3 separate regions of the Mus musculus genome follow, and all the other regions are linked to region 1. Evidence: chromatin loops called from intact Hi-C (ENCODE). Cell type or tissue: gastrocnemius. All regions are shown on one strand. Links, peaks and the distances in the headings refer to the core of each region. The heading gives the core; the rest is flanking DNA.

What was found. Hi-C counts contacts between places; a loop is a spot of excess contacts. Peaks named below come from ENCODE experiments on the same cell type or tissue, not always from the same donor. Only the 100,000 strongest peaks of a DNase experiment are listed, where the experiment ranks them.
Region 2: a loop joins it to region 1, with 4 times the contacts of the local background. A loop is called at or near these places in 26 of 42 quality-filtered maps.
Region 3: it touches region 1 in a loop (2.4-fold over the local background); 9 of 42 quality-filtered maps call a loop at or near these places.

Annotation. Positions count from the first base shown.
Region 1 is chr16:32,109,549-32,119,462 of GRCm38, reverse strand. No RefSeq gene overlaps it. Among named protein-coding and RNA genes, the nearest start is that of Cep19, 15 kb to the right of the region's middle. In gastrocnemius, for the core only: CTCF peaks have their summits at 3,984 (motif pointing left) and 8,306 (motif pointing left); DNase peaks (open chromatin) are centred at 3,979 and 5,352; H3K4me3 peaks cover 1,172 bases; H3K27ac peaks cover 2,398 bases.
Region 2 is chr16:32,198,478-32,208,391 of GRCm38, reverse strand. No RefSeq gene overlaps it. Among named protein-coding and RNA genes, the nearest start is that of Bex6, 24 kb to the right of the region's middle. In gastrocnemius, for the core only: CTCF peaks have their summits at 3,335 (motif pointing left) and 5,470 (motif pointing right); DNase peaks (open chromatin) are centred at 5,495 and 7,579; H3K4me3 peaks cover 1,420 bases; H3K27ac peaks cover 2,308 bases.
Region 3 is chr16:32,455,036-32,464,949 of GRCm38, reverse strand. Pcyt1a (phosphate cytidylyltransferase 1, choline, alpha isoform) reads right to left here. Exons shown (of 9, transcript NM_009981.4): 3 at 9,639-9,738; 4 at 2,833-2,949; 5 at 1,768-1,919. Among named protein-coding and RNA genes, the nearest start is that of Slc51a, 28 kb to the left of the region's middle. In gastrocnemius, for the core only: CTCF peaks have their summits at 4,224 (motif pointing right), 5,011 (motif pointing right) and 6,725 (motif pointing right); a DNase peak (open chromatin) is centred at 6,752; H3K4me3 peaks cover 488 bases; H3K27ac peaks cover 2,146 bases.

The DNA of each region.
Region 1 (9,914 bases), core at 896-8,895:
CATGGAGGAATCACTCTCAACACAGACAGGGAACTTAGATAATCAATGAAAGGACAACAAAAGTCAGTAAAACACCCTAATGTTTACTTATTAATCTGTGAGTGTCTGCCATGTGAGGTCAGGTACCCTTGGCGGCCAGAAGAGGGTGCGGGGGGTCCCTGGAAGCTGGAGTTGAAGGTGGCTGTGAGCTTCCCATGTGGGTGCTAGGTGTCTAATCTGGGTCCTTAGGGAGAGCAGCCAAGTTCATTTAAATGTGGAACATTTCTCCAACTCCAGTGTTCAACAGAGTGTGGTGGCTCACGGCTATAACCCCAGCACTCAGGAGGCAGACGGATGCAGGAAGATCGATGCAGGTCTGAGGTCAGCCAGGGCTGTATCTCAAAAACAGGATATCAAACTGACCAAAAAACACACAGGATGGTCAGAATCAGGAAAAGATGCCCTTCTCCCATTGATGTCTAACTAGGCCATCCTCTGCTACATATGCAGCTAGAGCCATGAGTCCCACCATGCGTACTCTTTGGTTGGTGGTTATCTGTGATATCTACTAAAGCAAATGTCTTAGTTAGGGTTTTACTGCTGTGAACAGACACCATGACCAAGGCAACTCTTACAAGAACAACATTTCATTGGGGCTGGCTTACAGGTTCAGAGATTCAGTCCATTATCATCAAGGCAGGAGCGGAGCATGGCAGTGTCCAAGCAGGCATGGTGCAGGTGGAGTTGAGAGTTCTACGTCTTCATCTGACAGCTGCTAGCAGAATACTGGCTTCCAGGCAGCTAGGATGAGGGTCTTAAAGCCCACACCCACAGTGACACACCTACTCCAACAAGGCCACACCCATTCCAACAGGGCCACATCTTCTAATAGGGCCACTCCCTGGGCAGAGCATATATAAACCATCACAGCCAATATGCATGTACGTATGTATATACCCTATAGTCCAGCAATTCTATTGTATATACAAGGGGGGAAAAAGCTTGACAGACATTTCTATGAACTTTTGACATTTTTCACAATAACGCTAAACTGGCAACAGTATAAAATTCTGTTCACCACTGTCAGTTGGACACTGGAGCTGGAGAGATGCTCAGCATTGAAGTGCACTTGGCTGCTCTTCCAGAGGACCCAGATTTGACACCCAGCAACCACATGGAAAGCTCACAGCCACCTGTAACTCCCAGCTCCAAGGTACCCTGCACCCTCTTCTGGCCTCCAAGGGTACCTGACCTCCCTCACATGACAGACCCAGATGAAAAGATGACTAAATTGTGGCACAGTTGTCAACGGGATGTTACACGGCAAAATAGTAAAACGTCAGTGCATGCTGGTATCTGAGTCTCATCCTGTGTTGAGCAAAGACATCAGCCGCAGAGAGTGCACTGCAAGAGCCAATGGTATTTAAGATGGGAGCAATGTGGGCAGATTTGGAGTGGCTGCTGCCTGTGGGGCACTAGACTTTGACTGGAAGGAAGCAAGGCACCTGTCAGGTACAGGTGCAGGACACCTGTCTGTGAGGTGCAGGTGCTCAGGTGCAGGTGTGAGGTGACTGCACAGGTGTACATTTATCAGACTGGACATTTAAAGCAGGTGTACCTTCATGTACTTCCATAAAATAAAAAGGACTCTGGGATAGCACCGGTGGAGAACTGGAAAGTAGACAACACACTAGAAAGCAAATGTGGACATGGTGAAGGAAGGAGTCTCAGTTCATGAGGCTGATGCTTGGGGACTTGGAGGAAGCTGTAAGAACATCACCCTAGAGAAAAAGAAAGGGCTAAACCCAGCCTTCCTTCGATGAACATGCAAATTTACTTCCTTAGCAGTTTTATCTTATATTTAAGAGACATTGATTCTTTTTTATTTTGCTTTGTTTTGGTTTTGATTTTTATTTTTTTGAGAGACAGGGTTTCTCTGTGTAGCCCTGGCTGTCCTGGAACTCACTCTGTAGACCAGGCTGGCCTCGAACTCAGAAATCCACCTGCCTCTGCCTCCCAAGTGCTGGGATTAAAGCCAGCAGCCACCATGCCCGGCTGGGACAGCCTGTTCTATGTAGCAATTTTAAGCCAGCCAGGGCTATATAGTGACACGTTATGTACCCTATGTCAAAAATGAAACAACAAAAAACAAAAAATTGAAAGGAAGAAGAAGAAAAAAAAAATAATTACCTAAGCGTTCCGATCTAGCTTAGGGAAACTTTGCCAAAGGGCTATTCAATATTGAACACACCTTGTTTATAAAGCATGCTGTAGGAAATTCTCTCTCTCTCTCTCTCTCTCTCTCTCTCTCTCTCTCTCTCTCTCTCTCCAGGGAGGGGGGCCGAGACAGGGTTTCTCTGTATAGTCCTGGCTGTCCTGGAACTCACTCTGTAGACCAGGCTGGCCTCAAACTCAGAAATCAGCCTGCCTCTGCCTCCCAAGAGCTGGGATTAAAGGCGTGCGACACCACCGCCCAGCTAGAAGTAAGTTCTCTTACTAAAACATGAAGACACCTCTCTCCTGGAAGATAAATTTATTAGGAAGAGTTTTGTGTGAACAAAGTGTATGTGAAACAGCTTATGGTAAATTGACTGCTTATGTTAGGGTCTACTGACCCAACACCCTGATGCTGCAAGAAAAGAGAACGTCCCAAATTTGGTCACATGTGTAAAATGTTTGCTATCAGCTACATAACAAAATTACCATAAGATATGTTTTGTGGACTTATGAAGCCTCAGGCATCTGTCCTTCCAGGCACTGCCTCCCTTGTCGTCCCTCCCCACCCCCATTCTTCCATGAGGAGGAGGTTGTCATTCTATCAAGTCCTAATTAAGGCCAAGACAAAAGTCTTTCTGAGCCAGCAGTGAATTGCAGGACCATTTAGAACAGGCTTGAATGCTATTCAGTCTACAGCCTGTGGGTAACGGGATTGTGACCCTGCTTGGCAGGGCATGGTCTTCAGTATTTCCAGAGAAGGCACACATCTTAGACACTACCACCTTCCCCAGTGAAAAATCTCTCACATCCACCTTGCTGGTCCCAGAGCTCTCTGAAGCATGTGGTGACCTGCCTGGCTAACCACTCCTAGAGCGAGCACACTGACTGGTTTAGGGCATCTTGCTAGCTCAGTGTCGAGATCTAATCTAAGGAATGCACCACACCCACCTACAGCCGGTGGATTCTCGTGGTGTTTTAGAAGAAAGTTGTAACAACACAAACACCACCATGAAAATGATTACTCAATGGGAGACATAATGGCAAGGATAGTAGACATGGCTAAGCCTTCCTCTTTGATAATCACTACAGGCAGGTAGTACTGGAAATGATAAAACCTTGGCTGGGATGTGGCTCCCTCGGTAGGGTACTTGCCTAGCGTTCCTGAAGCCCTGGGCTCCATCCCAGCACCAAATAAAACTATTCTTACAGGTGTTGCACGCTTGCAATCCCTGCAGGAAAGAGGGCGACGGGAAGATCAGAAGGTGAAGGTTATTTTTAGCTACAAAGTGAGGTTGAGGGCAGCTCGGGGTACACAGGACTCTCTAAAAGTGGAGAGTACAGTGGAGAGCTAGAGAGATGGCTCAATGGGTAAGAGCACTTGTTGCTATTACAGAGGACTGGGTTGAGTTCCCAGTGCCCATATCTGTCAGTTCACAACTACCTGTAACTCCAGTTCCAGGTGATTTTATGTCCTCTGGAAGTACCTCACACACACACACACACACACACACACACACACACATAAATAAAAAGTAAATGAAATAAAACAGGAAAGAGAGTTGCAGGAACATCTGATGTTTTCTTAATGCACTCTTGCTTTTAATAAGAGGGGTTTGAAGAAACTGGAGAAATAAGTTATAAATTCCAGTGATCTCTAAAGACTCTTCACGGATTAGCCCCGCGTCCGACGTTCACCAAATGCTAAATCTCCTTCTGTATTTTAAAGCCCAAACCTGGCCAGTTAAGACATAGAGTCACCGGAACACTCCTGCCCCCTGGTGGCAATGCTCAGAACTGCATGGACAAGGCGGGAGGTGCTCGCGCTAGGGGGTTGGGGGGAGATAATATGTGGAAACCTTGAAAAGAAAACCACGAAATAAATGGTTAATTTTCTTTCTTCCCCGGTGCTTCCTGTCCATCAGTGTCCACTACACCCAGGAGGAAGTGTCAGAAGCCGTCCACCTACTCACAGGAATTGCAGTTCCTCTGTTTTATTTTTTATTTTTGATGCTTTAGTGAACTTGAAATGTGGAACATATCCATGTCTTCCTGTCATTAGGGGATATGATCAAAGTCCAAGCCTTGGGAGAGGTACGGAATCCAGCCAACAGCAATTTATATGAGCGGGCCTACGGGGGCATGGGCAAGTGAAGGGACAGGAAAAGAATTCAAGATTGAACAAAGCTGTAAATTGATTATTTGGGTTTAATTAAGGGGAAAAGCAGTTGGGTTTTGGAAGTTCCTCCAACCATGTTAGGTGGAAAGGAGCTTGAAGAATTAGGCTCAGGGGAAGGGCATTACAACTCCAACCCCGTTGGCAGGGCATTTCTCTTCTTTTAAAAGCCCAGTATTGGACTTGTATATGGGAATGGGAGAGGGAGGTAAATGAGGGAGGGACAGAAGTAACACAAAGAGTCTGGAGATGGGATTTAGGTAAACCGAAAGAGCGGGAGCCAAGTCTTCGCATTTAAATGGTGAAGCCCTACTCTAGCACAGTCCCTCTGCAGCTGGCTGCAGTCCTGGGACTTGCGTGTATGGTAGGTGATGGGAAGGGTTTAGAATCTGCTGTCAGTCTGCAAGTTGCTTTCGCAGTTAGCCCTGGATCCCATCCCGAAGGTTCTGGCTCCCCCCCCCCCCTTTTTTTGCTAGGGTATCCAGGTCGTATGTGATGGTTAGTCTTTGTTTTCAAGACAGGGTTTCTCTGTGTATCCCTGGCTGCCCTGGGATTCACTCTGTACACTAGGCTGACCTCGAACTCATTGAGACCTGCCTGCCTCATCTTTCCGAGTGCTGGGATTAAAGGCGTGTGCCACCACCGCTATGTATGATGGTTAGTTTTATTCGTCAATTTGACCCAATCTAGAATCGCCTAGGAAGGGAGTCTGAAGGCGGAGCTGCCTACATTAAGTTGGCCCTCAAGCATGTCTGAGGAATTTTCTTTTCTTTTTTCATTCTTTCTTTCTTTCTTTTTTTTTTTTTTTGTTTTGTTTTTGTTTTTTTTTTTTCGAGACAGGGTTTCTCTGTGTAGCCCTGGCTGTCCTGGAACTCACTTTGTAGATCAGGCTGGCCTCGAACTCAGAAATCTCAATAGAGGTGGAAAGACTCCCTTCCAATGTGGGCGGCACAGTTTCCTGGGCTGGGCGCCAGACAGTAAAGACTGGGCTGAGACGCGTACGTGGGTACACTTGTTCTGGTTGTCATGTGACCAGCTCTTGGAAGCCTCTGCCACCGGAACCTCCAGGGACTGTAGTGTAGTCTGAGGTTGTGAGCTAGAATAAACGAACCCCTTAGTTGTTTTTGTAAGGACACCTCATGGAAGGAATAGAGAGGAATCTAATCCAGTATGCCACAGCGCAGATGCTCCACCATTGATTTCGCGATGTCTTCCTGGCGGCCACGTGGGTTGTTTCCAGGGGCCCCCAGCCGTCCGAGTCCGCTTCTCACTCCTTTTCAGCTCAGGATCGTCTCGCTGGAGGAACGCAGTGCTTCCCCATTTTAGAATTGGAGCTCACTTCCTATTGAGCAAAGCTTCCTCCTGGTTTCAGTTCTTGCCGCGCCTTGCAGGAGAGAGCAATTTTTTCCACAGAAAGAAGAAGTAGATTAATCTGCCCCAGTCCTAAGTAAACACACCCATTTCCCGGATGGCCGCACTCTGCCTCACCCAGTAGTACTCAGGCCTAAGTGCTGCTTGGTTGTACTAATGCTTCTGGCAGCAGACAGGCCCCTCCCATGGAATCATTTACCACTGCATTACTGGCCCAGTGTATCCTCCAGTTTTCTGGGGTTACATGATTCTTGGTATCAACACTGCTCATTCCTCTGCATTCTAAATAGATAAATTTACCTTTGAGAATAAACCGGAACCTAGTCAGGGTTTCTCTGTGCAGCCCTGGCTGTCCTAGAATTCATTCTGTAGACGGCACTGCCTCCCAAGAGCTAGAATTAAAGGCGTGCACCACCACCTCCTGGCTCAACCCGGTCTCCATCTTAAAGTGTCTCGGTTGCTTTAGCCTACATCAGTCCTTCCTTCTGTGGAATCTCTAGTGACAATGCCTTCTACATGCTTAGTGCCTGCATAAAGGTGAACCTGGGAGCCACGATGTCCAAGGGTTGTGACTGTGGGACGGTTTGAATGGAAGGTTGGATCTGATAGAATTACGTTATTATGAGTGTTTCAGAGAGCCACAGTGGGATTGTGGTGGAGTTAACAGAATGATGGATTGTGGGTTTCCAAAACTGAAGAACAAAAGCCTAGCACAGTGGTTGGGGTGTGTGTGTGTGTGTGTGTGTGTGTGTGTGTGTGGTGGTGGGGGGCAGAGGGTGTGGTGCGGGGGGAGGGGGGAAGGACTGTTAGCAGAGTCTCAGTCCTACCCCTTGGCTCATGAATCCGAATCCCTGAGACAGGGATCTATCTGTGCTGTGATGACGAGTCTGACCATCCTCAAGATTGCAATCCACTAGCTTGAGTTAGAGGCTTGAAGGTCTTGTCTTGAGAAAGCAGTCTGTTTTGTACTCAGAAGTCTGAGAAGGTGTGAGACGGGTTGATAATGCCTCTCCCACTCTCTGCACTGGGCAAGCCCCAGAGAGATGACTTGGTGGACAGGGGACCAACTGCCAAGCTGATTCCAGTATGATTCATGAATCTGCCTGGAGGGAGGAGAGACCTGAGAGTGGTCTTCTGATGTTCTTCTCCATCCCCACTTTTAATTAAATATTTAATTAAATTAATTTAATTAAATTAATTAATTTTATCTTTATTAAAAATACAACTGAGCCGGGTGTGGTGGCACACGCCTTTAATCCCAGCACTCGGGAGGCAGAGGCAGGCAGATTTCTGAGTTTGAGGCCAGCCTGGTCTACAAAGTGAGCTCCAGGACAGCCAGGGCTATACAGAGAAACCCTATCTTGAAAAATAAATAAATAAATAAATAAATAAAAAATAAAGCTGTTACCCGTGCAAGAGCTGATGAGTATTCTATTAATTCAGGAGGTTTTTTTGTTTGTTTGTTTGGTTGGTTGGTTTTTCCTCAGGGATGACCAATCATACAGATGTGGATGTGATGCTGAGGCCAGAGCCTGTAGTGTTACAGGAGAAGGTGCCAGGCTTGGCAGCAGACAGGCAAAGGCCTAGGATTTGTAAGATGGGAAAGAAGAACTGTTGGGCCCTTCCCTATGGGATGACAGATTTTCAGCCTTGAGAATAAAATGAAGTCAGAGGAGGGAAAGAACTCCAAGGATAAAAAGTTGGGAAGCTATTGAGCATACATTTTGGGGGGTTTTGTTGTTGCTGTTTGTTTGTTTGTTTTTCTGGTTTTTTTTTTTGAGACAGGTTTCTCTGTGTAGTCCTGGTTGTCTTTGAACTCAGAGATCCACTTGCCTCTGCCTCCTGAGTGCTGGGATTACAAGCATGCACCTCCAAGCTTGGTTTGAACATAATTTTCTTCCTTTCTCTTTTCCTCTTGCTCCGGCTCCAGCTCCCTCCAGCCCAAAGATTTTTAATTTGTTTTTCATTATAGGTGGTTGTGAGCCACTATGTATGTGGTTGTCTGGGATTTGAACTCATGACCTCTGGAAGAACAGTTGGCACTCTTAACTGCTGAGCCATCTTACCAGCCCAAGCATAATTTTCTATAAAATGTGACTTGGTCATACAGTGTCTTAATTCTATGAAACTGATTTGCATACAGGGGCTCCTTTGGGCTTGCACCTTCTCCTCCTCAGTCTTTCAGGATCTGTGGTAGGTGATGACGTCAGTGGTGACATCATCGAAGACTGACCTCGCCTCACCCGCTTTGTCTGCTGCACTGACAAACAACGAATGGTATTTTTATGGGCAGGCCTTCCTACTGAAATGTGAGCTTTCTCATCCTCTGTGTTCCCGTTAACGGGGATAAGCGCTTGGCATCCTGTCAGTGCTTGAAATGATTTAGACGAATAAAAAAACGACTCTAACTCAGATTCTGAAAAGGCATCTAGAGGCTGAGCGAGGCTCCCCATGGATGTCAACCGAGGCACACTGATTATGTCATCAAACAGATGACAGCCTTGTGCTACAGGATGAAAGGCTCGCTTTGATAGGTTAAAAAACAAATACTGCCCTCTGATGGTAGGTTTGTTTCTTTCACATTCTGTTTTAGCAGCAATAAACATTCTGCTTCTGGTTGGTGTGTGTTTGTTTGTTTTTGGGTTTTTGAGACAGGGTTTCTATGTAGCCTTGGATGTCCTGGAACTAGCTCTGTAGACCAGGCTGGCCTCGAACTCTGGGATCCACCTGCCTCTGCCTGGTATTAAAGGTGAGTGCCACCGCTTGGCCTGCATTCTGCTTTTCTTTGTTTTGTATACAGCATTCTGCCTGCATGTGTGCCTGCAGGCCAGAAGAGGGCATCGGATCCCATTACAGATGGCTGTGAGCCACCATGTGGGTGCTTGGAATTGAACTCAGGACCTCTGGAAGAGCAGCCAGTGCTTTTAACCACTGAGCCATCTCTCCAGGACTACATTCCTACTTTTCTTAGGTAAAAATATAGTGGGTATTGTGGTTCCCAGCTTCCAGCAGCTGAGAAGCTGAGACATGAGGCCTACTGAGGACAGCCTGAGGTTCAGTGAGATGCTGTTTCAAAAAAGGAGGCTGGAGAGATGGCCCAGTGGTTAAGAGTGGTTAATAGAGGACCTGGGTTCAATTCCTAGCATACACATGATGGCTCACAACTGTCTGGAACTCCAGTCCCAGAGGATCCAAGGCTCTCTTTAGCTCTCCAAGGGCACAAGGCACATATGTGGTTCACATGAATATATGCAGCTACTTATGCATTCATGCACATTAAATAAAGAGATAACTACATTTAAAAAAAAAGTAGTTAAAGGGCTGGAGAGATGGCTCAGCGCTTAAGAGCACTGACTGCTCTTCTAGAGGTCCTGAGTTCAATTCTCAGCAACCACTCGGTGGCTCACAACCATCTGTAATGGGATCTTTCCTTACGAGCTGCCAGTCCCACCTTAGGTATGTGGTGGAGAGAACGGGAGAAGAGGAAAGGGAGGAGATTAGAGGGATTGGATACAAGGAACCTTGAGGATTGTAGTAAGATTTATTTTCTTCCCTTACTCAGTCTCATTTATACTATTGCTCGAGCTGAAGCTGGCCTGCCTTTGCCTCCCAGGCACTAGGATTACAGGCATTACCATGTCTATCAAAAAATTATCAATTTCATTTTTAAAAACTGATATGTAAACACACACAAATCTTCCCATCAGTGTGGTATCATTTTAGAAATTTTATCTCCTCTATTTCTGTACTTCATTATCAGAAACAAAAGATACCTTTGTCTTGTTGAAGACAGGATTTCAGTGTGTAGGGTAAGCTAGTCTTGAACTCCGATTCTCCTGCCTTAGTGCAGAGCACCTTGGTTTCAGGCATGTGCCACCATACTAAAGCTAATGTTGGACTGATCAAACTATAAAAACTCTCTAGCACCTAGCATATAATTGGGAAGAGGACAATGTAATTAAGTAATATTTAATAGGGGGCTAGAGAGATGGCTCAGTAGTTAAGAGCACTGCCTGCTCTTTCAGAGGTCCTGAGCTCAATTCCCAGCAACCTCATGGTGGCTCACAACCATGGGATCTGATGCCCTCTTCTGGTGTGTCTGAAGATAGCAACAGTGTACCCACATACATGAAATAAACCTTTAAAAAAAAAGTAATATTTAATAGTAGCAACC
Region 2 (9,914 bases), core at 1,111-9,110, 89 kb before region 1:
ACCCCTCCCCTCCTGGAAGCAAAAGGTCATAAAGAACCTAGGCACCCCTCTCCTCTGGAAGGGAGGGACTAATTACATCCCTCAGACCACAGGGAGAAGGGACTGGCCACCTGCGGATAGGGATAGACACATTCTACCACCTACCTCATTCTCTATAGATCAATCAGTTTAAAAGTCACACTGTTCTGCCAATCACATTGTGCCTAATGGCTGCTGCCTGGAGAACTGTATAAAGGCTCGCGGGATGGGCTGCGTGTATTCTCTCTCTCCATGTGCTGGGCGACCCCAACGAGTTGGGATAATAAATTCCTCTTGCTTTTTTGCATTGATTCCTGGCTCTGCGTCGTTCACTTAGGGAGTCCCCAGTAAGCTAAGACTCTCCAGTCTTACACAGACACCATCTCCAGGAACAGACCGTAAGTCCAAGGAACTAGGCTATAAGGCACCGGCGGCAGGAACATATAAAATCCGTGGCAGCAGAAACTGGAGTGGAACCACAAACACCAAGCAGAATCGGAGCTTTGGGAATGGCGTGAGGCTTTGAAACCTCAAAGACCACTGGGGTGGAGGTGGGGTTCTCAGGTAAACCACAGTGATAAACTCTCAAAGCCATGGCTAGGGACACATTGCCTCCAGCCAGGCTCGGAGCCCTGAACGTTCCATAACCTCCCACACAGCATCACCAACGGGCACCCAAGTCCATGAGCCTGGTGGTGATGTTGGGGGAAATAGTCTCCTTCAAGTTACCACAGTAGCCCAGCCTGGTTGTTAGAGTAGTTCCTGCTTCCTCTATCAAGGGGCAATCCCTCCTTCACACTTGCCAGGTTTGGGCCAAAGTCTTGCTGGCCTGGAATTCTGGACTTTCCTGCTTCAGCTTCCTGAGTGTTGGGATTCCAGATGCATTCGCCTCGTGTCTGACTCAGTCCAGATTTTGGAAAAAGCAAGTTAATCAATTTTTCTAAAAAAATATTTCATTTATTTTACTTTCTGTATATCAAGATGTTACTTTCAATGCCCTTGAAGTGGTTTTTGTGGGTGTGAAACAAATGGTGAGAATTTGAATTGGTCCCTCTTATTATAGTATTGAAATTAAATCTACTTAATTTATCAAGTCATGTTCATGCCCTGATTTTTTTTTTTTTTTTTTTTTTTTTTTTTTTTTTTTTTAAAGATTTATTTATTATATGTAAGTACACTGTAGCTGTCTTCAGACACTCCAGAAGAGGGAGTCAGATCTCATTACGGATGGTTGTGAGCCACCATGTGGTTGCTGGGATTTGAACTCTGGACCTTCGGAAGAGCAGTCGGGTGCTCTTACCCACTGAGCCATCTCACCAGCCCCTCATGCCCTGATTTTATATACTTGTATCTATCAATAAACATTGTGATACTTAAAAAAAAAAAAGATGTTACTTTCATATATGTCTGTCTTAGCCAGGGTTTCTACTCCTATACAAACATCATGACCAAGAAGCAAGTTGGGGAGGAAAGGGTTTATTCAGCTTACACTTCCATACTGCTGTTCATCACCAAAGGAAGTCAGGACTGGAACTCAAGCAGGTCAGGAAGCAGGAGCTGATGCAGAAGCCATGGAAGGATGTTACTTACCAGCTTGCTTCCCCTGGCTTGCTCAGCTTGCTTGCTTGCTTTTCCTTTTTTTTTTTTTTTTCCCCGAGACAGGGTTTCTTTGTGTAGCCCTGGCTATCCTGGAACTCACTTTGTAGACCAGGCTGGCCTCGAACTCAGAAATCCGCCTGCCTCTGACTCCCGAGTGCTGGGATTAAAGGTGTGCGCTACCACGCCCAGCTTCCTCTGGTTATTCTTAACCTTTTGCTCCAGCATATAGATTTGATTGATTGATTGATTGATTGATGGAGACAGCATCTCTCTCTATAGTCTTGGGAGGTCCACCTGCCTCTGCCACCTGAATACTGAGATTAAAGTCATGTCACAGTCCTCCCTCCATACAGATTTTAAACTTAGCTTGTCAAGCTTACTGAAAATTAAAAAGATAAACTGCAGATCAATGCACACGTTAAAGGAATAGATCTGGGAAGTTCTGATGTCTTTATGACAAATGTCTTCTCATCCCTCGTCATTGCTGTTATTTGTATCTGTAATACTGTCCGAGGGTCCAGGTAGCACAGAGCTTCCCATTTAAGTGTAGAACACACTGAGAAATAAGGGAGCAGTATCTGGTGTGGCAAAATACTGCCTTCAGTGTGGACAGAGAGCAGGATGTAAGTTTACTGGTCAGCAAGAGCCTAGCAGATTAAGCCACATACGTTACACAAGCAGGTCAGAAGGAACATCACATCTCCAGATAGGGCACGAGGAACAGTTTTAAACCCCAGAGGAAAGCCAATGTGAGACCAGTGTGCCCAGATCAGTCTTCACAAATGTATAGCTTTGAGTCACTCTGTCCTCCAGAGAACAAGAGATGAATTACCAGCCTAGTGGAGTTCCATGTAAGTAATGCAAAGTTGCTTTCTTTTTTTTTTTTTAAAGATTTATTTATTTTTATTTATATGAGTAGACTGTAGCTGCCTTCAGACACACCAGAAAAGGGCATCAGATCCAATTACAGATGGTTGTGAGCCACCATATGGTTGCTGGGAATTGAACTCAGGACCTCTGGAAGAGCAGCCAGTGCTCTTAACCACTGAGCTACCTCTCCAGCCCCAAAGTTGCTTTCTTTATGGCATCTGAGTTGATTACTGTCGGTTTTTAAATTGGGAATAAGATTTATTTACTTATTTTTTGGAGACAGGGTCTCTCAGAGTAGCCATGGTTGTCCAGGAATTCACTGCATAGACCAAGCTGGCCTCAAACTCAGAAATCTGCCTCCCAAGTGCTGGAATTAAAGGTGTGCTCCACCACTGCCTTACAAAAATTTATGGTTTTTTTTTTTTTTTTTTTTTTTTTTTGGAATACCCCCATAGATTTGTGGCCATCAGTCGCGTTAAGAACAACGCCCCAAGCCCCTCACATGCAGAGGACATGATCTGTCGTCACATAGTCTCAAAACAGATTTCCATTTTAATGAAGTTCCTAAAGGCCTGGAGAGCTTAGCCAATAAGCTTGCCTCCCCAGATACTCCTCCCTGCAAAAGGTATTTAACCTCAGGCCCACCCTGAAAAGTGGGGTACAGTTTTACACATACACTTTCTGCCATGACAATAAATGCCTTAAAACCATGGACTGCCTCTTTTCATCGAGATCTGCCATAGGGAGCCACAGAGATGCCCTTTGCCTTCAGAGCTGCTATTTAAACTCCAGTAGAAGGCCTCTCTGCACTCCCAGCCACCAAGCCAAGCCAAGCCAAGAACTCCCCCTGCAGGACTAACCAGAGTCCCTCTTCCTCCCAGCCCCGAGCCAGATCCAGTCTGTGGTGCCCAGATTCCATTCTCAGCCATCTTTTCAGCCCCCTGGTTACAAATTTTGATATTATCAACAGTACTGCTACGAAGTTATATACAGCTTTGCATAACTATAGTTAAATGTTTTAAAATTTTTGAGTAGAGTTATTTAGGAGGAGCATTAGTAGGCTACACAATAAGTCTATGAGAATAGCGTTTTCCACAGCAGGCCCATCCCTCCATTGGAGCAGGAGGGTGTCCATCTTTCTGTATCCTTACCTATTCCTCTCCCTCCCATCTCTCTTCTTCCCATCCTCTTCTCTCTTTATAATTCTAGGCATCTTTACAAGTGACACTGAATATGGATTTTGTAATGCTTTAGAGTATATTTAAAATGCCTGTTTTGTATCGAATACCTTTAATCCCAGCACTAGGGAGGCAGAGGCAGGTGGATCTTCTGTGAGTTCGAGGCCAGCCTGGTCTACATAGAGTGAGTTCCAGGTCAGCCAGGACTATATAGAGAAACCCTGTCTCAAAAAAACCAAATAAAATAAGTCTGTTTAAAATCATTCCTGCTATTAAAGTGGGTGGCTTGTCTTTCTGGCATTGAGCTGTGATTATATATTGTAGGGTAATAGGGTCCTTTTGGAGTGTACAGCTATTTAATTTGTATTTTTGTTTGTTTGTTTGTTTTGAGAAAAGATCTTTCTCTGTAGCCCTGTCTATCCTGAAACTCCTCATGTAGATGTAGATCAGGCTGGCCTTGAACTTTCAGAGCTCTGCCCACCTGTTTGTTGAGTGCTAGGGTTAAAGGCATGTGATACCATACTCGGCTCCTTTACCATGTTCTAGTTCACAGTTCATGTTTAAAGCAGAGTTTATTCTGTCCACTGATTATTTTAAATTACTATATATGTTATGTTTCCAAGATTTCTCATCTACTTCTGATTAAAAGCAAACCAATAAGGGCTGGAGGCATGCCTCAGTTGGTGAAAAGGTGATTGCCTGTGCAGGAAGCCTTGGGCTTGCTCCCCGAACTGCCTTGGTCTTGGTGATGGATACCTCTAATCCCAGAACTTGTGAGTGGAGGCAGGATGATCAGGAGTTCAAGGATAGTTATTCTTGCCTGCATATCAAATCTGAGGCCAGCCTAGGCTATATGAGACCCTATCTTTTAAAAAAAAACTAAACAAAAAATGATTTTATTTTTTGAATATGAGTTATGGTTACATAGTTCAAAATTCAAAAGATACAAAATACAATGAAGAAATTATTGGTTTAAGTAATTTATCTCTTCTGGCCAGGCACAGTGGTGCACACCTGTTAATCCCAGCTCTCTGGAGGCAGAGGCAGGTGGATCTCTGTGAGTCTGAGGCCAGTCTAAGAGTAAATTTCAAGACAACCAGAGCTACACAGAGAAACCTTCTCTCTATATATATCTATATCTATCCATCTCTCTATATACATTTCTGTTATTTCATTTTTGTTCAGTTTTGTTTCATCTCTATATGCACATATACACACACACACAGAGATGCTATTAATAGATTGTTAAGTGTTGGGGTGTGAGTAGGAGAGAACATAGATGCTAGAGTGACAGTGGGGCGAGGAGGGAGAACGTGGGCACTGTGAAAAGGTCAGTTGAACGGGAACAACGGCTGGGAGATGGGGAGGCATGTGAAGCAAGGCTAACATGGAAGGTAATGGCTAAGTCTGGATCTCTGGAATAAGAGGGAAGAAAGGGCCACTGAAGAGCTTGAAAGGTGTTCTCTTAGCCATGTAGTCTTTGCAAACCTCCCTGAGCGTATAACACTGTCTTTGGGGAGGGGAGTTTACTTCAGATGGATCCAGGGCACAAGGCAGACAGTTGAGGCCTTCATGCCTCCCCCTCCAGGTGGCTTTCTGCCCCCATTCGCTCTTGCTCTCCCTCTTTCACAAGCTTGTATATTGATTACTAGCCAGAGGTTTCAGACCTTTTCCAGAACGGATTTATTTTGGTCTCTGGCTATGTTTAAATACTATTTTACTGCCTGCCTGCCTCCTACAGCTCCTGCCTGCATGTGGAAAATGGCGGCCTTCCAGTAGGGGTTGTGTGTGTGTGTGTGGGGGGTCTGACAGGGTTCATCCAGCAGGGGGCAGCAGCAACACATTTGAGGATGGGGTAGGTTGGGGTGCCAGGGGTAATCCGCAGGGAGGAGCTTGCAGGAGGAAACCCCGTGAAGTGACAAAAGCTAACTAGTTCCTCAGTTCCACTTCCCAGTCTAACCCACACCCTGTGGTGAGTTCCGTCCATAGGTCTTCTGCCAAACGCAAGGAAGTCTTCTGAAGGAGGAGGATTGGCTCAATGCCTTTGAGGACCTGGCTTTTTATTCTTTGGTTTTTACCTAATTCATTATAATTTTCGGCCAAGAAAGTTCTAGCTTCTCTCTTGCTGCCCCTCTTCCCTTCTGTGATAGTTTCTTTTCCTCTTGCTATAAAGATGACCTGGCAAAAGCAACCTAAGAGAGAAGGGGTCACAGCAGGGATTTCAAAACCTCGTGAGCTTGAGGGCAGTGGTCACATTCATCCACTGTCGTAGAGACAAGGAATGTGCACATGCTGGTGATCAGCTCGCTTTCTCCTGCCTGGGGAATGATGCTGCCCGCAGTGGGCAGAACTTCCCATTTCCACTAAGGCAATCAAGATCATCCCCCAAAGTCATGTGTGTTTCCCCGGGTGAATTCTGCATTATCAAGTTGACATCATTCACTTTTGATATTTTCTCCATTTTTCCCTGACTGTCAGGGTTATGGATCAATCCATCCATATAATTACCATCCAGTCTCCATGGAACTTAGAGACACAGCATGAACGAGCACGTTTCACCTAGATCCATCATATTTACCTCCAACCACCTGGAAGGCAAGGGCTTCTGTTTCTCATGTCTCCATGCTTCTCATTCACTTGCTGGATCTTTGGTTGACAGGGTAGGAGGGCAAGGACTCTACCTGCAGTCAGGCATGTAGCATTGTACACACATGGATGCCACAGGGAAGTTGCCTGGGAACAGGACATGCGTAGTTGGGTATCAAAACAGAGGTAATGAAGAATTCTGCAAAGATCCCCGGAAAATGTGATTCTAGGACCTTCTGGTTTTTTTCACCAAAACCTACAGGCACAGCACCCTAAATAACCTTTCCACACCAATGTCACAGCAGAGGCTTTGTGGAGAATACGATCTCTCAAGAGAGTGCCTAAGTCACCAGTCTCTTGCATGATTTTACCTGCTGGATTTCAGGGAAGTCACTGGCCCTTTCTGAACCTCAGCCTCTGGTCTGTGAATGAATTGTAACAACACAGTCCCAACCCCTCACATGACTGAGGTACTAGACTAAGGCGCTAATGGAAGATGGTTTCATGTGTAACCATTTCTAGCTAGGCTGTTGTGGTACACGTCCCTATTTCCAGCACACTGGAGGTAGAGGCAGGCAGATTTCTGAGTTCTAGGCCAGCCTGGTCTACAGAATGAATTCCAGGACAGCCAGGGCTACACAGAGAGAATACGCCTCAGGGAGGAGAGAGGGAGGGAGACCTACTTTTAAAACTGGCTCTAGACTGAACCAAAGAGGGACGAGGGACACAGGTTTTAGACCGTTTCTGTAGGGCTCTGTAAAGCTGCCTCTGAACCACCCTGGGAGAATGCGACGGATCTGGGATATAGTCTGTTTACTTGCAATTTCCAGGGAGATTCCATATCGTCTTCTGGTAACGCAGATCGAAGCATGTTTTATAGTGCACATTTCCTTATCATTTGTTGTTTAGCTTTCTGGTGCAGTTGGAGCCTGGGAGTATTTTGAGGGTAAGAAAAGAAGCTATTCATCTTTATATCCTGTCCAGGACAACGGGGCCCTAGGGCCCCCGGCTTGTTGACCTGACTGTATTGTTCTTTCTTCTCTGGAACTCGGAAATAGGCTGGCCGGGGTTCTTTGTCCGCTTTACACGGTATATTTGCAGAGTTCAAAACAACCCTTGCTTTAATTAGGCTTGTGTTTTCTCTCCTGTTAAATTTAATTTCCCCGCTGTTATTGTATGGCCCGGGATGGGGCCGGAAGCGTTGACATCGAGGAAGGGAGCACCTGTTTCTGCTTCAGGGCCATTACTGTTCCCTGCAGAGCCTGGTGAGGCCCCCTCCCCCTCCCTCTGCTTCCTTATCAAGTGAAATCGGACACTGATGGAAATTGACAGAGGCAGGCAGAGAAGCTAGAGCCAGCCCTCCAGGGAAACCGGAAAGCAGAAGAGAACTCTGCGGGGACCCCCCTCCCCATCTGCCTCTCTTTTGGCATCTCCATTTCCTCACCACCTCTGGCTTCACTGTTTTCATCTGGGGGATGGCATCTGGGGTTACAAAGGGCTTTAGGGGTCGTGAAACCCTCCTCCTTGCTCCAGTGCACTCCGGACGATCCTTCTCCTCGGTGCAGTTGACATTTCCAGAGATGGGATTTTGCCGCTCCCCCTGAAGATCATTTGGCCTTGTGTTACCCTGTAGTCTGCCTGCAGTGGTCCCGTGGGACAGCTCTGGAGTCTCCTGTTTCTAGTTCACCCCCTGAGGAAGCCCCTTGAAAGCAAGAGTTTCTCCGAAACTTACAAACCGGAAGGGGAGTCAGGAAGGGGGGCTGTGCAGGAAGGAAATGAGAACAAAGATCTGAGGGCCCTTGTTATTAGACGCGTTCTCACGACCGGCCAGGAAGAACACCACAGACCAGAATCTTCTGCGGCAAAGCTTTATTCTTACATCTTCAGGAGCCAGGGTGCAGGAAGCAAGAGAGCAAGAAGCAAGAGAGAGAGAAAACGAAACCCCGTCCCTCTTAAGGAGCATTCTCCTTCGCCTCGGACGTGTCACTCCCTGATTGGCTGCAGCCCATCGGCCGAGTTGACGTCACGGGGAAGGCAGAGCACAAGTAGTCATAAGATACCCTTGGCACATGCGCAGATTATTTGTTTACCACTTAGAACACAGCTGTCAGCGCCATCTTGTAACGGCGAATGTGGGCGCGGCTCCCAACATCTCCCCCTATCCTTTTAATAAGAGCAAATAGGCCACCCATATTAATGAGAGTGGAGATAGAGGTCAAATCCCCAGTGTGTAGGTAAAGGAGCCATGTACAGGATTAGCTCTTAGGCTTACAGGCTTTTACCCAGAGCAACCCTGACCTGTTCCCGTGTCGTTTTGCCTGGGGGAAGGGAACTAGGACACTGAACCTTCATGAAAGATGACATGTCTCCCTAGAATAGGCTCATATATGCCGCAGAGCCTTTCCATTGCAGTGCTTAGCCTTGCAACTCTCTCGGGCTGCTGAAGCACACTCACTCTATCCCGTGCAATGAGACTAGCCTCGTGGGATATAAGAGCTGAGTGGCCAGCGACCTATTGCCTAAGCATAGATATATCAGGGGAAGCTCCATGTTCTAGTCCTGCAAGCGCCTGGGCAATAACCACCTTGTCTCTCCTAGTTTGGGCCTTAAGCTTACAGACCAATCAAAGAAGCAACACTAATCCACAGCAAAGTGTATCTCCAAATAATATTAATCCCACCCATTTTTTAAAGAAAGAAAATGCTGAGGAGATCCAATTGGGTAATCCTTTGGTCAGGGACAGGTCCAAGCGCGTGGAGTTGACCTGAAGTCTCAATTCCCGAAGGATCTGTTCAAATTCAGCCATCCAATTCTGTAACATATACTGAAAAAGACCTTTTGACAATTTAGCTGCCCTAGTAAATTTAACATACTGAATGGAAATAACACACAATCCCGGAAACTTTTGTTCACATCCCTGCTGAGTTATTTGTCATAATACATCTAGTTGTATCTGGACAAGATCTATGAGTTGATTAACCAGCATGAGACCTCCCTGTATCTTGACATTAGCTGAGGCCTGTTTATCTATGACTGTAGTCACTGAGGCTGACAAAGTGTTAATGGTGTCAGTCGTCTGGACCTGTCCAGACAGAGCCAAGGCTGTCTGAATTAAGGCTAAACCCAGTTCCCAGTTAGTGGTAAAAAAGCAGGAGAATACTTGAGCATTATACATCACCGTCATTGGGAGTGGAAATGTCGACATTATCCCCCAACGCTGCTCTCTCTTTATTATTGACGCCCTGGACATCACCAAGACGAGGGACATTAGTATTCCCTTGGTCAGTCTGGATTTTTCGGGTGAGTCTTTCTGGTAACCAAAATGGGTTGTCTTCATTCTGTGGGAAAACACAGATAGCTCCCCTGGATCTTATCAAAATAGGATCCGGGCCATACCATTTATTATCAAGGACATTTTTCCATTTAACCATCTCATTGGGCCTATCTGGCTCTGAACAATGACGTTCAGCCGCAGTATGGCCATGAACATCAATATTTAAAAAATTGAGTGTAAAGAGTGCCAAAGACACCGACACTCTTGGTGCTCGGGGTACAGTCTCTTCAATTCCCCTCTTCTGTTTTATAAGATAGGCTTTGAGGGTGCGATGCGCACGCTCAACAATACCCTGTCCTTGAGGGTTGTATGGAAGTCCAGTCAGGTGG
Region 3 (9,914 bases), core at 896-8,895, 350 kb before region 1:
CCCTTGGTTTCTGATTGCACACAATTCCTAGCCCCAAATCAAAGCTGAAAGTAAAATTAACATAAGAAAACATGCAGGCTGGTGAGATGGCTCAGGGGGTAAGAGCACTGATTGCTCTTCTCAAGGTCCTGAGTTCAAATCCCAGCAATCACATGGTGGCTCACAACCAGCTGTAATGAGATCTGACACTCTCTTCTGGTGTGTCTAGAGACAGCTATAGTGTGCTTATTTATAATAATAAATAAATCTCTGGGCCGCAGGGAGCAGGGACTGAGCAAGTGGAGTTGACCGGAGCGAGCGGGGCTGACCAAGTGGGCAGAGGTCCTAAAAATTCAATTCCCAACAACCACATGAAGGCTCACAACCACCTGTACAGCTACAGTGTACTTACATACATAAAATAAATAAATAAACAAATCTTTTAGAAAATGCACTATTTCTTAAAATGTGAAGCTTTCCTCTTTTTAATTTATTTTTTGTTTTTTAAAAGGTTTTGTTTTAGCCGGGCGTGGTGGCACACGCCTTTAATCTCAGCACTCAGGAGGCAGAGGCAGGCGGATTTCTGAGTTCTAGGCCAGCCTGGTCTACAAAGTGAGTTCCAGGACAGCCAGGGCTTTACAGAGAAACCCTGTCTCAAAAAAACCAAAAAAGGTTTTGTTTTTATATTTTGTATATGCATGAGTGTGTTGCCTGGTTTGTGTTTATGCAACACATGTATGTCTGTGTCCCTGGAATCCATGGAGGCCAGGAGGTGCTGGATCCTCTGGGACTGGAGTTACACTCTTGTGAACTACCATGTGGGTGTTGGAAACCAACCCCAGGTCCTGTGCAAGAATAGAAAGTGCTCTTAATCACAGAGTTATTATTTGTATGTGCATGTACATGTGTGTGTGTGTACACGTACATGTATGTACCAGTGCCTATGGAGCCTGGAAGACATTGGAAGCCCTGAAGCTGGAATTACAAGCCTCTGAAAGCCACCCCGTGTGGGTGCGGGGAACATTCTGGCCTTTGAAAGGATGAAAGCACTCCTAACTGTTGAGCATCTCTCCATCTCTTGGCCTCCTTGAGACAAGGTCTTTGTTATGTAGCTCAAGCTGGCCTCAAACTTTCCTGCTTCAGTCCCTTGGCTTTAGAATATAAACATATTTTTTTACATTTATTTTGTATGTGTTCATTTGTTCATACATTTGTGTATGTAGGCCAGGGGACAACTTGCAGGAGTTAAGATCTCATCTGGACCCAGCATGTGGGTCCAGGGTTCAACTTTAGGTCATCAAGCCAGGCACCAACTAACTGCCTCTCCCTGCTGAGCCACCTTACTAACCCAGAGAGATAAGCTTCATGTGTAAGCCTAGAACTATGAATAGACCAGAGATTGCCACACCATAAAAGGAGGACACACCTATTGAGTGGGGAAAGCGTCTTGTAGTTAGACGGCTCATTTAAGTCCTGTAACAGTAACCTGGAGCTCATTGTTCAGTCTCTCTGCACCTTGTTCTCCATGTGTAAATGGAGATACTAACTATCCCCACAGGGCAGCTGTGGGAAGCAACTAGAACACAGTGACAATAAAGTGCTTGTAAACCATCAGATCTCACATAAATGTCAGCAGTGGCCACTATTATAGTAATAACACAGTCGTCATCTCTATGTGAAACTTACATAGAAGGCATAAATGAAGTATAACAAATGGAAAACCAGCCTTCTCCCCCAAACAGTGAGGGGGTGTTGGAACTAGGAATGATTACTTGCGGCCAGTCTTACCCGGTGCTCTGCCAGGAACTCAGGCGTCAGAGTCCAGGGGGCGTTCCGCACCACCTCGTCCACGTAGCGGCAGTGCTGCACGGCGTCATAGCGCTCATTCTCGTTCATCACAGTGAAGCCCTTGAAGTTGTGCGTTAGCTCATCACTGCAGACTGCATCACAGCATCACACAGTTGTAAGTCAAGGTCCCTGTCTAACCCTCCTCGTCAACAACCCTTCCCATCGTCTCCTACTTTCTAGGTCTGTGACAATGCCTACCCCATCTTCAACCAATATGGAGAAGGATCTTCTGTATGTACCTCAGCCTGGGTGACAATGTCCTTCCTAATCTAAGACTAACCTTCAGGATTAACACTTGCTATAGTAAGGCTCACACTTTTGAAAAGGGTAAAATATGGAACTCAGATCTTGACTTTGAAATGAGCCCGCTCTGTATTTCTACACCAGTGAGGGTTTTAAAACTGTATTGGAGCTGGAGAGATCTCTCCGCAGCTAAGAGCTGGCTGCTCTTATAAACTACCTGAGCTTGATTCCCAGCACCGACATGGTGGCTCCCGACTGTCTGTAACTCCAGTCCCATGGGATCTGATACCTTCTCTAGTTTCCTTGGGCACCAGGCACATGTGGTACAGAAACACACATGAAGACCAACCAACAAACAAAAACCCACCCATATACATAAAATAAAAATTTTAATGTTTTCTTTCCTATTTTCATTTTATAAGATTGGAATTGACCATATAGCATTTGCTTGACAGAATTTTCTTTTGTTGATTCAAAATTGATGCAGCAAAGTCCAGACGCAGTGTTTTTAAGTAGACAACTGGATGAATGCAGCTACGGTATACAACTGTAGACCCTCAGCTGCGAACAGCGAGATCATCTAGGACTTCAGTGAGCCTGTCCTACACAGACTGAATCTAAGACAGAAACTTCATTCCTTTAGTAAAGGAGACCCGGGCCAAACACACAAACAGGAGGGAAATTACTCTTTTTCTGGACGACCCTTAAAGCCGATGGATGGTTTCTTACCTCCCACAATTAGATACGTATTAGGTTTCTTACCTCCCACAATTAGATACGTATTAGGGAAAAGGTTCTTTGCTTGCATCAGAGCCCGGGCATGACCAGAGTGAAACAAGTCAAATATTCCATCCGCATAAACTCTCACAGGCCGCTCACCTAAATCCAAACAAAAAAACTCATTACAAAAACATATTTACTCAGTGCCTCACACCTGACAAACTCAAATAGCACTGTGTGACTTTCATTCTAACAGAGCCTCTCTTGTTAGATGTTCTCTAGGACCAGGCATGGTGACACAGCCATGTAACCTCAGCCAGTTTGGAAGCAGAGGCAGTAAGATTACCAAATTCAAGGCCAGCTTGAACTACAGATCAAGTCAAAGCCAGTCTGGACAACGTAATAAGAGCCTGTCTCAAAATAAAAGTAAAAAGAGTCTGGTATATAACCCTACTGAGATATAAATACACATATGCATATGTACATGTGTATATATACATATATATATTTCAATATACATCTCATATGTATATATAGTGTAGAGGCTTTGAATAAGGCCCTAAGTTCAGTGCCTACTTCTATTAAATATAAAACATAAACATGAGCCATTTTACTAATTGTTTTATAGTCCAACTGTACAGAGGATTGCCTGAACCAAACACAAGAAGGCCCAAAGACTAAGGTATTATTCCCTTAGTAAAGGTGGCGACTTCTATCTCTGATATCTAGAATTTAGATTGCGGTCCATGTTTTTATATGGACTGAGTAGTTTTTCTTTAATGCCACCTAAGATATATTAAATATTTAGTCAATGAATACATATCCTGAACTTCAAAATCCTTGCCTTAAGAAAAGATGAACTTTTAATATATGTATGGAGGAGGTGTGTGCATGTAAATGCAAGTACCTATCCCAGAGGCATCCAACTGCCTGGAGCCAGACTCCTAGGCGACTGGGAACTGCCCACCATAGGTGCTGGGACCTGAACTGGGGTCTTTTAACCACTACACCATCTCTTCAGCTCCCTAACCCTCTCCCTGTAATTTACGACATTTCAGGTTTGTTTAAACAGAATGTAAAACTCCGCTCTGACTGCTAACATTCTCATTTTCAGTTTGCCTTGATTACTAATAAGTAACACTTTGCTTTGAAAATAAATCCTAGCTAGGCATGGTAAAGCATGTATTTAATACCAGTGCTTGGAAGGCCGAGACAAGCAGATCTTTTCCTTTTCCCATTAATTAGGATAAAAAAGAACTGTCTGTTGAGTTATTTGTAATAACTGTAGTGGCCTATGAAAAGAAAAGCCAGGAAATCATCTGCAAGTGCATGAGACCAATTCCAGGGTCAAATAAACATATTGCTCATTGTGTTTCAAATGAGCAAGTCCAGGAGCCTAAGGACACTAAAAGAGGAACTTATTTCACGGTGGCAGCAGAGGGCAGCAGTAGGAACATGGCCACCTCTTAAGGAAAGAAGGACCAGAGTCCCGTCTGATTGACAGAACTGAAGCCTGGAGACATACTTCTCCCCTTGTCCCGGGGGCTGTAAGCTTTGCACAGCAGTATCTCAGCCAGTGAGGTTTATCCAGGGCATGATTACTGCCAAATAAAACCTCTTGCCTGGTGGTGGTTGCGCATGCCTTTAATCCTACACTAAGAAGGCAGAGGCAGGCAGATTTCTTTGAGTTTGAAGACAGCAAAGGCTACAAAGAGAAAATCTGTCTCAAAAACACAGCACTAAAACAAAACAAATCAAAAAAGCCTCTTAAGGGCTGTGGATCAGGGAAAAGGAAAATGGTTGTCAAGAGGTTTGGATTTGGGCTGGAGAGATGGCTCAGTGGTTAAGAGCACTGACTTCTCTTCCAGAGGTCCTGTGTTCAATTCCCAACAACCACATGGTGGCTCACAACCCTCTGTAATGGGATCTGATACATTCTTCTGGTGTGTGTCTGAAGACAGCTATAGTGTACTCAAATAAATAAAAATAAATAAATCTTTTTTTTAAAAAGAGGTTTGGAATTTTTTAAAGATTTATTTATTTAATGTATGCGAGTACACTGTAGCTGTACAGATGGTTGTCAGCCTTCATGTGGTTCTTGGGAATTGAATTTTTAGGACCTCTGCTTGCTCCAGTCAACCCTGCTCACTCCAGTCGGCCCGCTCGCTCAGGCCCAAAGATTTATTTATTATTATACTATGTATAGTACAGGTACACTGTAGCTGGCTTGAAATACACCAGAAGAGGGCATCAGATCTCATTATTGAAGAGCAGTCAGTGCTCTTACCTGCTGAGCCATCTCGCCAGCCCAGAGGTTTAGATTTTTAAAATAGCTCTATCCATAAACATGTAATATTTAAACTGAGAAATCATACATTGCTGATAGGAACATAATTCAGCAACCTTTATCAAAGACAAATGGCAAATGCTTGGCTCCTTCGAGCCAGCCACTGTCACTCCAGGACACGGTCTTTCAGACATACTCTCACTGTGGCGTTGTTTGCAATAGCAAAGGTGTGGAGACAACACTTTACTGGAAAACTGAGCCCATGACATGGTGCAGGAGCCATAAGCTAGGTACTTGGACAGACACAAGAAGCTGATCGTCCTGGTTGCTGTTAAGAGAGACGTGATGGCGGGGAGACAGGCTGAGAGGAAGACTTCTCAATCTGCGTTCTTTCAGTGCTGTGGGTGCCACATCAGGTTATAATACAGGAAATACATTCTTACTGAAATTTTTGCTTTTATCTAGTATGTGTGTATGGGTATAAAAGAAAGAGACAGAGAGCAAGCATATGCAAGCACACCATGGAGACACATAGAGAACAGAGGACACTTGTGGGAGCCACTGTGTGGGGTCTGGGGACTGAACTCAGGCTGATGGGCTTGGCGGCAAGCTCCTTTACCTATGAATCAATCTTGCTGGCCCAAACATTAGAATTAAGTAAAACAGGACAATATAATAGAAAATAATAAGTGTGTTTCTTCCTTCCTTTGAGATAGGGTTTCTCTGTGTAGCTCTGGCTGTCCTGGAACTTACTCTGTAGATCAGGCTGGCCTGGAACTTACTCTGTAGATCAGGCTGGCCTCGAACTCAGCGAGATCCTCCAAGCCTCTGCCTCCGGAGTGCTGAGATTAAAGGTTTGTGCTGCTGCCACCTGCTGTGGTTTTCTTTTGATACTAAGAATTAAAAACCCAGGGATCCCTGCACCTGCTTTACCATGGAGCTATGGCATTGTCCTATTGATGTTTATTTACTATTGTCCTATAACGTAAAGGTTAGCTCAAGTTGTCAACCAGCTTCCTTCCTTTTTAAACTTGGTTTATTTACCTACAGGACAAAATAAAATAAAACGTGAGTTGAGAATCAGCTGAGCAGTGGTAGCTCATGGCTTTAATCCCAGTACTCCTGCAAAGGCAGGAGGATCTCTTGAGTTTAAGGTTAGCCTGGGTTTATAGAGTAAGTTCCAGGACAGCCCAGGTTACACAGAGGAAACCGTGTCTCGAAAACAAAACAACAACAACAAAAACCATGAGTTGTTTTTTTTATCTACTTTTAATCCAAGAATTCATGAAGAAACTAACACTGGGTTTTCTGAAGCAAGGCTTGAGGGGCTATGACACCCTTTTACTTGATCCTAAAAGGCAGACTAGACGGTAAAAGCTACGAACATATTGTAGAATAGCCACAGCAAAGCAAGGGGTGGTCTGGCCGAGTAATCACTGTCTAGGGAGGGAAAAGCGGAATGTTACTCAGGAAGACTATTTGCCAGCACAATAAAACACAGCTGACCTTTCCCAAGCAACACGCACCTACACTTCTGCAGTGCCCCTTCCAAGTGCTCCACCGCAGCAGTATCCTGAGGAAGGCCTCACCTCCAGGCTCTGAGGGGAGCAATACGCATGACCATTTTAGCCAAATGGTCAGAAGGGGTCACTGTTGCAAAAGTCTCCGGAGAAGCAAGCACCAATAAGCCACACCCTGATTGGCAACTGTCTCATCTTGTTGAGAGCAACTGCCAGTCACTCTCTGGTTATAAATAAGGTGGCTGCATTACTCTTGCTAAGCAAGCAGATGCCTTCCCCAGCCAGGCAAAACCCAGTTTCAATTCACTGTCTACTGAGATATTCTGTCAATCAGTCACTACACACTGAACCCACAGTCTGAGGAGAGCTAAGCCTGTGCTCTTCCTCAGCGTCACACCCTCAGCCTACCACCACACATATTTTCAGTTTTTGAAATTACCAAGATGATATGTGGATAATCTAACAACACTCTGGGTAACTGTGCAGAGATCTGAGTAAGGTATTCTGAACGTGTGTCGTTATGCTATACATAAAAAGTTCCTGACTCATCAGATTTTATCCCATGGTTGAATGTGAAACATGAACTGTCCGTTGGCATTTTGAAATTTGACCTCCAGGCCAGTGAAATGACTCGGTGGATAAAGGTACTTGCCACCAAGCCTACCAACTTGAGTTCAGTTCCCAAGACATACGGTAGAAGGAGAGAACCAACTTCTGAAAGTTGTCCCTCATCTCAACATGCACACATAGACATACACACAAAATAAGTAGAGAAATGTAATTTTTTAAAAATTTAAGAGGCTACATAGTGAAAACCTGTCCCATTAAATAACAAATTAATTAAATTCGCTTCATGAATTAGAAAGGTAGTATAAGATGAGTCATATCTAGATACTTTTTTTTTTTTTTTTTTTTTTTTTGGGTTTTCGAGACAGGGTTTCTCTGTACAGTCCTGGCTGTCCTGGAACTCACTTTTTAGACCAGGCTGGCCTCGAACTCAGAAATCCGCCTGCCTCCGCCTCCCGAGTGCTGGGATTAAAGGCGTGAGCCACCACGCCCGGCTAAATACTTTTTGCATAAAAAGAATAATCTCAGGGGCTAGTATTTGTTGTTGTTTTAGGACTCTAGGTATTATAATAATAAATACAGCCAATGGGTCCTGGGATCCCCTAGCCAGAATGACATTGTCTAGCACCATTTCCAGTCACACTTTACTATTCATTACTTAGAAAAAAAACCATAAACACAATTAAGAAGTAATCACAGTGCACAACTTTTAATCCCAGTACTTGGGAGGCAGATCTCTGTGGGTTACAAGGCAACACAGAGAGACACTGTCAAAAACAAACCAAACCAAACTACAATCACCTTTAATCCCAAGGCTGGCACAGGGGTCAAGGAACAGAGGCAGGTGGCTCTTTGAGTTCCAGGTCAGCCTGGTCAGGTCTACAGAGTTCCAGGCCAACCAGGAACAAGGATGAGAGGTAAAATTCATAAACTCATTGCATATGTGCGAGACTGTATTGTGGTTGTAATGACCTCTTACTCTTTGTGCTTGCCTGGAGTTAAGTTCAGCCCTATATTGGTAGAATAGATAGCATACTTATCATGGTAATCAGAACAGGAAAAAGATTAGAAAAAAGTAAAGAAAGAATGGGAGATTTATAAAAAAGAAGGAATAGCTGCCTGACTGCTTATATGACTTAGCATTTACCACAAATGCTTATGAGATGTTTCATTTGTGTGGGTAGGTAGTCTATTTTGTTCCTTTTATTTGTTTGTTTTTTGTGTTTTACCTGCATATATGTCTTTCCGGTTTTTTGTTTGTTTGTTTGGTTGGTTGGTTGGTTGATTGGTTGGTTTTAGTTTTTTTTCAAGACAGGGTCTCACTATTTAGCCCTGGCTTTCCTGGAACTCACTCTTGTAGACCAGGCTGTACTTGATTTTAGAGATATGTTTGCCTCTACCTCCTGAGTGCTGGAATTTAAAATGTGCACCACCACACCCAGCTGTGTCTGTATATCTTGTGCATGCACTGCCCACAGAGGCCAAAAAGGGTGTCAAGTCCCTGAAACTGGAGTCAATGGGTGTGATGTTTGTATATGCTTGGGCCAGGGAGTAGCACTATTAGGAGGTGTGGCATTTTGGAGTAGGTGTGTCACTGTGGGTGTGGGCTTTAATACCCTTTGTCCTAGGCTGCCTGGAAGCCAGCCTTCAGATGAAGATGTAGAACTCTCAGCTCTGCCTGCACCATGCCTGCCTAGATGCTGCCCTGCTCCTACCTTGATGATAGACTGAACCTCTGAACCTGTAAGCCAGCCCCACTTAAATGTTGTCCTTTATAAGACTTGTCTTGGTCATGGTGTCTGTTCACAGCAGTAAAACCCTAATTAAGACAATGGATAAGTTATTTTTTTCTGTGAGGTTGGGTGGCTTTTTGAGACAGTGTCTCAACTTCAGTCTGGCCTCAAATTTGCTTTGTGATAGCCAAAGATGATTTGAAATGATCCTCCTGCCTCTACTTCCAAGCTGAGATTACAGGTGTAATTGTAGTTGACTGACACCATGAGAAAGAATTGTGGAAAAAATGCTGAGGCTAGGAAAAGTATATGACAGTATATTAATTATTTGGATATTTGTAAAAACAGACATAATCACAGGGCAAGAAATACAGGCTCTAGGTTTGATTTCTCTGCCTCACAAAAAACCAAATAAGCAAACAAGTCATAATTCAGCTAGAGCTAGCAAGATTCTTGTCTTGTCTTTTCTGCCACCCCGGGGATCAAACCCAGGTCCTTGAACACACTAGGCAGGCAACCTACCAATGAGCGACATTCTCAGCCATCAGGCTAATAGTTGTGATATTTTTTATTTGTTTTTCTGTTTCATGACCACTAAGCCAACAACCCACGAAACAAATGCATAACAAGGAAAACAATGTAGAGTTTTATAGAGTGAAGAAGTCACCCCTCCAGCAGAGCACTGAGGCAGACTAGCATGCTGAACACTACAGCAAATAAAACAGTTAAGCAGTTACTTACACGGAGTTCCCCTGCAGGCTTCTTCCATAGTCACCCTGACATAGGGCTTACTAAAGTCAACTTCAATTTCATCAGAAAAAGGAGCTGGCTGCCGTAAACCCTGAACAAGAAAAAATTAAGTTAAATTCAATGGTGTTCACTGAAGTACTCGATATACCTTTAAAGGACAGTCAGTTATTCAATCGTGTGACTAAAACTTCATAACACTGAGAAGGAAAGGAAAGTATTCTAAAGTGAAGAGTGAACGTTGCAGCCTTCTTCAGACTGAGTTAACTG